Linked DNA regions of Homo sapiens: region 2 is linked to region 1. A link is a contact called in ENCODE Hi-C data. All regions are on one chromosome and are shown on one strand. Each heading gives the region's core, a stretch centred on a gene start or an enhancer-like site at or near the end of the contact. The rest is flanking DNA. Distances are from core to core; before and after follow the strand shown.

What was found. A loop is a pair of places that touch in the nucleus more often than their neighbours do. Pooled maps may share reads with other maps.
Region 2: a loop to region 1 is called in a pooled map, with 7 times the contacts of the local background. The contact joins the promoter of LZTS3 here to the promoter of STK35 in region 1. A Hi-C loop is called at or near these places in 9 of 50 pooled maps.

Annotation. Positions count from the first base shown.
Region 1 is chr20:2,099,564-2,104,520 of GRCh38, forward strand. STK35 (serine/threonine kinase 35) reads left to right here and starts at 2,264. Exons shown (of 4, transcript NM_080836.4): 1 at 2,264-2,612; 2 at 3,205-3,802. The coding sequence starts at 2,319. RefSeq lists silencers at 2,150-2,339, 2,440-2,729, 2,740-2,789, 3,080-3,609, 3,630-3,679 and an enhancer at 3,025-3,993.
Region 2 is chr20:3,171,073-3,176,029 of GRCh38, forward strand. LZTS3 (leucine zipper tumor suppressor family member 3) reads right to left here and starts at 2,477. Exons shown (of 5, transcript NM_001365618.1): 1 at 2,383-2,477. LOC107985414 (a long non-coding RNA gene) reads left to right here and starts at 2,618. Exons shown (of 2, transcript XR_001754477.2): 1 at 2,618-3,118. RefSeq lists a silencer at 2,361-2,700.

The sequences.
Region 1 (4,957 bases), core at 1,014-3,513:
GTAGCATTTCTATATGTTAACAGTGAACAATCTGAAAAAGAAATTTAAAAAGTAATCCCATTTACAATAGCCATAAATAAAAATACCTAGGAATTAATTTAAAGAAATGAAAGATCTCTATAATGAAAACTATAAAACACTGATTAAAGAAATTGAAGAGGACACACAAAAAATGGAAAGATATTTCATGTTCATGGATAGGAAGAATCAACATTGGTTAAAATGTCCATACTACCCAAAGCAATCTAAAGAGTCAATGCAATCCCTATCAAAATACCAATGACATTCTTCACAGAAATAGAAAAAAGGTTATGGTTAAAAAGACCTTCTGATCACCATTTTGCAACTGTAATAATTGTTTCAAGCAAGAATCACCATGAATTCTGAAACCAGTGGGTAAGAGTCTAAAGAAGAGGATATTTAAATAGTCTCAAAATATCTTCCCACAGAATACTTAATAGTTACAGAAGGAAAAATCGTAACTTTATGGTAGAGTGTAACTACTCCTACACCACCTCAACCAAATGATGGAAGTTAACACCACGAATACTGGGACAAACACAATGCCATGTGCCTCCTGATGAAAGGCCCTGAGGAGGCAACTTTTTTCAGCAGTAGTCCTGCCAAAAAATGCATACCCTCTCAGAATAGCAAGGGATGGGTTGGTGGGGGGTGGGGGAGGAGAGAAAAATGGATACTCTGAAACTAATAAGAAAACACAGATGAATAAAAATTTAGGGACATTCTACAATATAACTCGCCAGTATTCTTCAAAAATGTCAAGGTCATGAAAGACAAAGAAAGGCTGGATAACTAACTGCCCTTCCAGATTAAAAGAAACTAAAGAGGCATGACAACTCAGTGCAACGTCTGATCCTGAATTGGATCCTGGGGAATAGCTATAAAGGACATTATTGGGACCATTAGCAAAATTTAAATATGGATGGAGTGTATTAAATAAAACAATTGTATCATTGTTAAAATTCCTGATTTTTGACCACTGTACTGAGATTATGCCAGATAATGTCTTTTTTTTAAGGAAACACACACATATATTTAGGATAAAGGAGTTTGATGTTGGAAACTCTAAAATGATGTAGTAAAAAAGAATATATACATTATATATGTGTGTGTGTGAATATCTATATACCGTATACTGATTTCCTTTCTTTTGGGGTATATACCATATAGATATCCACACACAATATGTATTTGTGTGTATATATACACATACACGAGAGGATATGGATATGCAGCAAAATATAACAATTTGTTATTCTAGTGGAAAAGTATATGATCTTTACGATTCTTGAAATTTATGTGTAAATTTGAAATTTAATCACAAAAAAGTTAAGAGGTTTTCAGCGACCAAATACATTATAAGAAATGGCCTGTATCCAGTGAGCACTCTTTAGCTCATTCTTTTTCTCCATCACACTTACCACTGGCAAAAATTATCCTGTGCATTTATTTAATAATACTTAACATTGTGTGCAAGGCTGTCCTAAGTGCTTTACCTGTATAACCTCTGTGGATCTTCTTACAGGTAAGGAACAAATACACAAGAAGGTTGACTAACTTGCCCAAGGCCACCCATGTGGTTTGTCTCCTGCAGTGGCACAGAACCTCAACCAAGGCAGAAACTGCCTTGTCTATTGCTCTTTCCCCAGCGACTTGGAATGGTGCCTAGCACATTACGGGTGTTCAATAAACATCTGTAGATTCAGTTAACAAACACTGGGCACCCACTAGGCCTACACTGGAATACAAAATACAGAACAAAATATTCAAAAATCTGTGCCTAAATGGGAGCTTTGGGTACTAACAGCCCCACACCCAATTAGCCTCCATCTAGGTATTTCATTTGGGTCTATCATTCCTGGGAATTAAAGCCCATTCTATCCATTTTGCAGAGGATCATTAGATAAACGGATGCTCAGGGTGGGTCAATGATTTGCACAAGATCACTGGGCTGGTAGAAGGGAAGGTCGGGATTCCAACCCAGTCCCTGAGGTTCCCAGGACAGAGCTATGAATCAAACGACCAAGACAATCACCCAGTCAGTATTTATTAGGCGCCTACTGCGGACGGTTGGTCTTCACGCAGATCAGGCGAGAAGGGATAGTGATGCGCGGGCCGCTGCGGAGACCCGGAGCCCGCCGCGGATCACGGGAATTTCGCGCCTATTTTTTGTTGGCTGGGTGTTCTCGCCAGTGATTGGGTCCCGGCAAGGCGTGCCGGTGCGCTCGGCTGCGGCTGCTCCGTCGACCTTTGCAGGACCGGGCGGTGCAGGGCTCACTCGGCTGGCGTCCCGGGGGATGGGCCACCAGGAGTCTCCGCTGGCCCGGGCGCCGGCGGGAGGTGCAGCTTATGTAAAGAGGTTATGTAAAGGGCTCAGCTGGCGCGAACACGTGGAAAGCCACGGGAGCCTAGGAGCCCAGGCTTCCCCAGCGAGCGCCGCGGCAGCAGAAGGATCCGCTACACGCCGGGCTCGGGCCGCCACCTCCCGCGCTGCTCGGTCCCGGAGGCAGCCCGGGCCCGGAGCGGACCATCCCCAGGCAGGGGCTCCAGGGGGGAAACGGGCCGCCCGGAAGTGGAGGTGCGCGGGCCAGGTAAGGGCGCCGTTGGAGGACTGAAGGCCAGCGCCGAGGCTGGAGTTACTGCCACTGCCTCCGCGCTTGGGAAGGGAAATCGGGTCCTCGGCCAGTCGCACTCCGAGAAGCCGAACTTTTCAGCCAATCCCTTCTACCCGTCGCCCTCGGGGACTTGGGTCGGTCCGCTGGGCTCCGCTAGGGCTTAATTCAATGGACTGTTTACACCCGGGCGAACACAAGGCGGGGCGCGGGGAGGAGCGTCACAGAGGGGGCCAAGCAAAGAAAAATATTTCCGCCGGCCAAATCGCGTCTCTAAGCGGTTTTCAGAAGGCGTGAAGCTTGCTGGCTCTTCTTTTTCCTATCGCTACATGACAAGCTAACAGAGAGAGCGGAGAGTTTGTGCTTTTCTTTCCGGTTCCCCCTCTGAGCTGCTGCCCAGTGGTTCGGTCTTTCCCGCTTTCCCCTCCCCTCCCCCGTTCAATCAGCGGCGGTGGCTTCCGTCTTAAAGGGGCCGCGGCGGCCGGGGGAGGAGGAGGTGGGACGCCCCGCGGCCTACGCTCCTGGCCTCCCCGCCTTGGCCTGGCCGTTTAACCGATTCTTTCGCCCGCAGGTCACAATCCAAGGTCCGGCTCCTCCGCGTCCCAGGGCCGGACGGAGGGATGAGGCAGGGGGGGCCCGGGCAGCGCCGTTGCTGCTCCCCCCGCCGCCCGCAGCCATGGAAACGGGGAAGGACGGCGCCCGCAGAGGTACACAAAGCCCGGAGCGGAAAAGGCGAAGCCCAGTGCCGCGGGCGCCCAGCACGAAGCTGAGGCCGGCGGCGGCGGCCCGGGCCATGGATCCGGTGGCGGCCGAGGCCCCGGGCGAGGCCTTCCTGGCGCGGCGACGGCCTGAGGGCGGTGGCGGGTCCGCGCGGCCGCGTTACAGCCTGTTGGCGGAGATCGGGCGCGGCAGCTACGGCGTGGTTTATGAGGCAGTGGCCGGGCGCAGCGGGGCCCGGGTGGCGGTCAAGAAGATCCGCTGCGACGCCCCCGAGAACGTGGAGCTGGCGCTGGCTGAATTCTGGGCCCTCACCAGCCTCAAGCGGCGCCACCAGAACGTCGTGCAGTTTGAGGAGTGCGTCCTGCAGCGCAATGGGTTAGCCCAGCGCATGAGTCACGGCAACAAGAGCTCGCAGCTTTACCTGCGCCTGGTGGAGACCTCGCTGAAAGGTAGGAGCACCGCGGGCCTTTCCACCCACGCAGGGCCTGGACCCCCTGCTCTCCGGACGGCTTGGCCCACACTGTTCCTGGCCTTCCTAGGCCTCAGACCTGGTCCCTGTCACCCTGTGCCCTGACACACCCTCCTTTCCTGGGCCCAGGCATTCGGCCCTCTCTTCTCAGGTCCTAAGATCAGTCCCTGGGCCTAAAGTTGGCTGGTGTTTCCATAACAAGAGCTCGTTTAAGTGCTAACCATTAACTTAATAAGTGCTCAAGAATTGCGAGCTATGGTTATTAAACGTCTTCTATTTTTAAGATCGGTTGGGGGAGTGGAGGAGGGGTCGGGTTCAGTTAGTAGCAGAACTGCGGAGCCTCCTCACCCCCGAGGGCCTCTCTCTTTCCCTCCCAAAACAAACAAAAAGAAAAAACTTGACTGGACCCACCCACACCCTCTCCCTGTCTGGTTCCAAGTTTCCTGACACCCTCCAGCTCCAACCCCCAAACTCCTGTGGCTTCCTCGTCTGCCTTTTCCTCTGAGGCCCCCGGCCCTTCATCCCAGGCAGCCGAGCAAACTGACTGTCTTCTGGCTTGGTCCTCTGAGGGGTGCAGGCTGACAACCCTCACAGGTGGCCTGAGAGCTGTCACATAACAAAGCATCCGGCATCTTTTCCCTCCGTTTTACATTCTTAATCTTTTTCTTAACCTCAGAGGCTGGCTGGGAAGTGGTTTTACTTAAAAGGAAAATGGGGTACATTGAGGCAAGAGGTCTTGCAGTCCTGGAGGAACTAATTATCTTAGTTTCCGGGTTTTAACTGCAGTTAGGGAATGTATTCATCCTAACTACTCAGTACTCACAAGCCTTTTTCATACTACCAGTAGCTAAGTGTCTGCTTGGAGAGGAGAGAGGCGGTAGAAAGTTTGAGGAGACTTTCCGAGGCAGGAGGATCCAGGGGAAGAAAGTTTACTAATCCGAGTCCCAGCTGTGGTCTCAGTGCTGAAGTAATTTTTAGGTAATAACTTCAAAAGTAAATTCTATCCTTTTTCTATAAATAAACTAAGGCTTAGAAGTGAACAAATAACTTGATCAGGGTTAATCCGCTTGAAAGGGAAGTTAGACTGTACTCCTGGTTTCCTTACATTTCTCAGAGCTTAAGTGACGGGGATCCC
Region 2 (4,957 bases), core at 1,227-3,726, 1.1 Mb after region 1:
CTCAACAGTGATCATGTTGACCTTGAGTGACAGGGTATAATGTTTGGGAAGGTGCTTTGTAAACTATAAGGGGCAATACAAACATGTAGTACACCTTCTCTGAGATCCGGGAAAGGACAACCTGAGCATAGGTTGGGGCTGGTCATAGGCCACTCTCCCCTACTGTTTCTCTAGAGTGTGTGTAGTCCCTAGCAAGTCTCAGATGCCTCGAGTCGTGGATGGAAACAAGGTCCCAGGACCATTGTCCTGAGCCTCCTTTCTCCGTGCTCTACCTGGGGAATGCTTGACTATCAACCCACAGAAGCTCTCTCTGGAGCCTCACTGCCTAAAGAGCTTCTTGTCGTAATTGTAACCTGTCATGGTTAACCCCTTGCAAGCATGCCCTGCCCCTTGTCTCTCCCAAGCTTTGGCTGCTGCAGCTTCTTTCCACAAAATCCCAGCAGATAGCCGGGCGTCGTGGTGCGTGTCTGTAATCCCAGCTACTCGGGAGGCTGAGGCATGAGAATCGCTTGAACCCAGGAGGTGGAGGTTGCAGTGATATTGCGCCACTGCACTCCAGCAGCCTGGGCAACGGAGTGAGATACCCCCTCAAAAAAAAAAAAAAAAAAATCCCAGCAGGACACCGGCAGGACAAGGAAGGGGATGTTTCCCTGGTAAGCAGGAACTGAACTGAGAGGAAAGGTCACGGTCCTGAACTAGTCCAGGTAACTGAGCATGGTCTGCAAAGGCAGCCTCCTGGCATCAGTGCACCACCCTGAGATGACAGCCTGTTGCCTGACTGCCTCGATCTCTGTCACCTCAGCCCTCAGTGCCTGGGGCATTATACACAGTATTAGCGTCATGAGGGGGCCAAACGGACTCTACCTGACAGTTACATGTACAGGTACCTCCAACCCACCCCTCAACCTGTGTCTCTCCCAAAGCTAGGAACACTTGGGGTCTCAGAGGCCCCAACCCCAGCCCATTCTATCTCCTAAAAATCTCTAGCCAGCCCCTCCATCCAGCACCCCTGCTGGGGGCTCCTCAATGGACTTTCTTCTCCTGCACTCCCTCCCCCAGGCAGCTGCCAGGGGATTCCTTCTAAAGGGCAAAGCTGATCTTGCCCCTGCTCTGTCCAAATCCTTCCATGAGCAAGACCAAGTGCAGTAGACAGAGTTCTGGCAGCATCAGCTCCAAGTGTAAATCCCAGCTTGACTGATTAGGGGTGCAACCTCATGCAGGTTATTTCACCTCGGGTTCTCACACCTACATTGCAGGCATTTTAAGAAGTAAATGTATGATGGGTGAAATGCCTGGTATTCCTCTTGGTCCCCAGAACCAGAGCAGAGCTTGCAGCAGGGTCCCCAAGGACTCTCCTGATGCCCCTCCTCTATCTACCCTGACCTGAGCCCCTCTCTACTTCACACACAAGCTCTTGCCAGCTCTCTGTGCCCATCCTACATGCTTCTAGACCAGTTCAAAGGCTGGCCTCAGGACAGCATCCCTGATCTCCACCCCCCAGAGGGGGCATCTTGGAGCACTTGGCTGAGGACACCCCAGGGAGATTTCACTCTGAGGCCTCCCCAGGGCTGGCCTATAGGTTTCCCAGGAGCACAGAGGGCAGAGTCCTGGGGGTCTCTGGGCCCTGCACCAAGGAAATGCAGGGCAAATGCCTGTGGGAATGCTAGTTATGGGCAATGCAAAGAGGCAGTGAATCCGGGCAGGGAGAGCAGGAGGGGTTTCCAGGAAGCAGGACTGAGGGAGGAAAGGGATCTGGGGGCACTGCAGGGCTTTTGGGGTGCAGAGATATCCAGAACTTCTTGGTTGGGATGAGTGAGGGGAGATCCGTCTTCCCTCGGTGGCCTAAGCACTGGCAGCGGAATGGGCCCATCACCTAGCTACTGGCTCTGATGAAGCCAGTGTTTCAGGACTGAGGGGGCCGAGAGCGCCCCCTCCACCCCGAGCACACACACGCGCGCACACACGAGCTTCTGCTGGGGGTGGGAGGGGGGGTCGCCATTCACCAGCAGCCCACGGCCCGCAGAGCCAACTGATAGAGACCCCAGCCACAGGCCACAGGACCTGGGAGTCCCTGCGATGGGGGAAACCCCGCCCGCACCTCCCCAGGCTCCCCACCAACGCGTGTGGCCCCGGGGGGCGGGGCGCAGAGGGAAGAGGTGACATAATCCGAGCCGCACCCCCTCTGGCCGCCACCTCCCCCCAGGCCGGGCGAAGCATCCATGACATCATCCGCCTCCTCTCCGCTCCCCTCCCCCTTGGGACCCTAGCAGCGGGACGCGCCCCCTACCCAGTCCGGGTCAGGTCAGACATGCCGCGCAGTGCAGCAGGCACGGCGGCAGGTCGGAGCCGGGAGGGATGCCACGATGGGCCTGCCTCACTTACTCGCTGCCTCAGGGTCCGGCGCGGGGTCTCCGACACGGGCGCCACCGGCCCCGCTTGCTGGCGCAGCCCGAAGCACGCCCGGCGGGGCGCGCTGCGCGGGCCCGGCTCCGCTCCGCGCCCCTCCTGCTCCCCGCCCGAGCCCCGCCCACCAGCGGCTGCGGCAAACGCGAGCCCGCCCTCCGGCCACGCCCCCCAGGGCAGCCAATGCCCGGGCTGGGGCGGGGTGAGGCGCCTTAACCCCTTCGTCGCTGCGCCCCGCCCGCGCGTGGGACCCCTCAGCCTCACCCTCTCTAGGGCGCAGCAAGTCCGCCGCGAGCCCCTCTGCTCATCGCTCGTTACCCCCCAGGCCCTTGGGCTTGGGCTCAGGCCCAGTCGTTCCTCTGCAACAAATCCAATGGAACCGCGCCCTCCCTGAATCCCACGTCTAGGAAGAGGAGGAGGAGCCCCTCTTGCTTGGGGGAAGGGGCTCCCGACTCGGAGCCCCGAGCCCCATTCCTCTCCCGCGCCAGCTCTTCGGGACGCGGCCTCCCAGCGGACGCCCTGAGACCTTGCAAGTCCGCTAGGGAGGGGTCGGGACGAGCCGTCGCGGGTGGATCCGCCCGGCCGAGCAACGACCCGCCCGGGCGCGAGGACCACGGGCTGTCGTGCGGGAGGCGTCGAGGGGCAGTAAACTCCGTTCGTGACCAAACGGAGACGATTTGAAACTTGCTGCTCACACTGGATCACCGTCTGGAAGGTGCGACGGGGAAAAAATACACATTACACTCCAGCAGGATTGAACGCTTTCACCCTGTGCCCCGCGCCTGGCGTAACGCGTGGCCCCAGACCACACGCTGTAACCCGGGGTGAGAGGGAGTGAGGTGGGACTTCGTACCGGACCCGGAGCGCCGGCCTCGCCCGCGCGGGCAGCGTTCACTGTGGGGAGTGCTCACTCAGCCTAGGGCGGCCCGGGAGGACTGCCGGGAGGAGGGAGTCGGCCTTGAATTGAGGCCTCAGCCTTGAATAGGGTAGGGAGGCAAGCCTAGCCGAGAGTTTAGCACTAGCAAAAGCCTGGAGGCACCAGGGTCTGCCCTAAGAACTGCAGCGCCTCTGCTCTGGCTGGGATTTAACGCATTACGTCTCTGCTGTTTATAGGTGTTGTGTTTGGTCTTACGACTTCGTATTCTATAGTTTTTATTTATTCCTGTTTTCTGAATTTTCCCACATTTGCTTTTATCTTCTATCGTGATTTTCAAGGCAGAAAGTATTTTTAATTCTTCTCGCGGCTGCCTTTAGATTTATCAAATGAAAATAGTTTACATTTCACACATTAGTAAAGTCAGTGACAAATAATTCGTTTTTATATTCCCCCATGAGAAATTTTGTGTGCTTTTCTGCCTCCTACCTGCCGCCCTCACTACTTATATTTGTCCACTTAATCAGGACGACAGACCTAACTTTTGTTTACACTTTTTTTTTAAGCCACAACATTCTTTTTCAATCCTTGTTTTTGGCTTTTGCCAACTCTGTTTAATTGGTTTCAATGTTACTGCCGGTTTTTTGTGCTCTAATTTTTCTATTCCTCATTTGGACCCATCTCTCACATGACTGGTGATTTCAGGGAGGACTCTGGAATGTTGTATTTCCTAAGCCTTTGCCTTAGGTGAGAATGCCTTTATAATGATTTCCTGTTTATAGGATTCTTGAGTCTCAAGCTTTCCCCCTCAAAACTCTTGTCTTTATTTCATTGTCTTCTGGCACTGAAAATGCAAAGCTGGGTTTGTCTGTTTAAGGTCAGCAGTTTGCTTGGTGCTTGCAAGGGTTTTTCTTTACCCTCAAAAGTCAAACATTTTGCCAGTATAAATCAATATGGGCCTTATCTATTAATTTTCCAGAAACAAAAGAGGTCTTCTTTGTAGCTTAGAAAAGTTTTCTTCCTGTCCATTCTGTGAAAAGATTTGGGTTTTTTTCTTTCCTCTCCTCTAAAACTATCACATTGGATCACCAATGTCAAATAAATCTGTTTGTTTTCTCTGCACCCTGGGAGACTATATCAAGTTTTTCTTCACCATTACGGATTTAATTTTCTTCAGAGCCAAGAGTACTGTTTATTTTCTCCAATAAGACATTTGATTCTGCTTGTTTTATTTTTCTTTCAGCCAATTTCCATTCCACCTCTGTCTTGATCTCAACTTAATCTCTCTTTGTAGTCTCCATTCCTATTTCATAGACTAATGTGGTTTTGCATCTTTAAAAGAACACCAGGAAAATAAGAGAATACTATCTATATCTGACTCTGGTCCAATGCATATGAAAACTTTTTTGTTTTTTTGAGACAGAGTCTCACTTAAAATTTACACAAACTCTAGCATAGTGTGTAACTATTGAATGAATAACTAATGCAATCCCCTTCCTTTCTTTCAGAGCAACTATGAACTAGACTTTTTTTTTTTTTTTTTTTTTTTTTTTTTCTGAAATGGAGTCTCCCTCTGGAATGCAATGGTGCAATCTCAGCCCACTGCAACGTTCGCCTCCTGGGTTCAAGCAATTCTCCTGCCTCAGCCTCCTGAGTAGCTGGGATTACAGGCATGTGCCA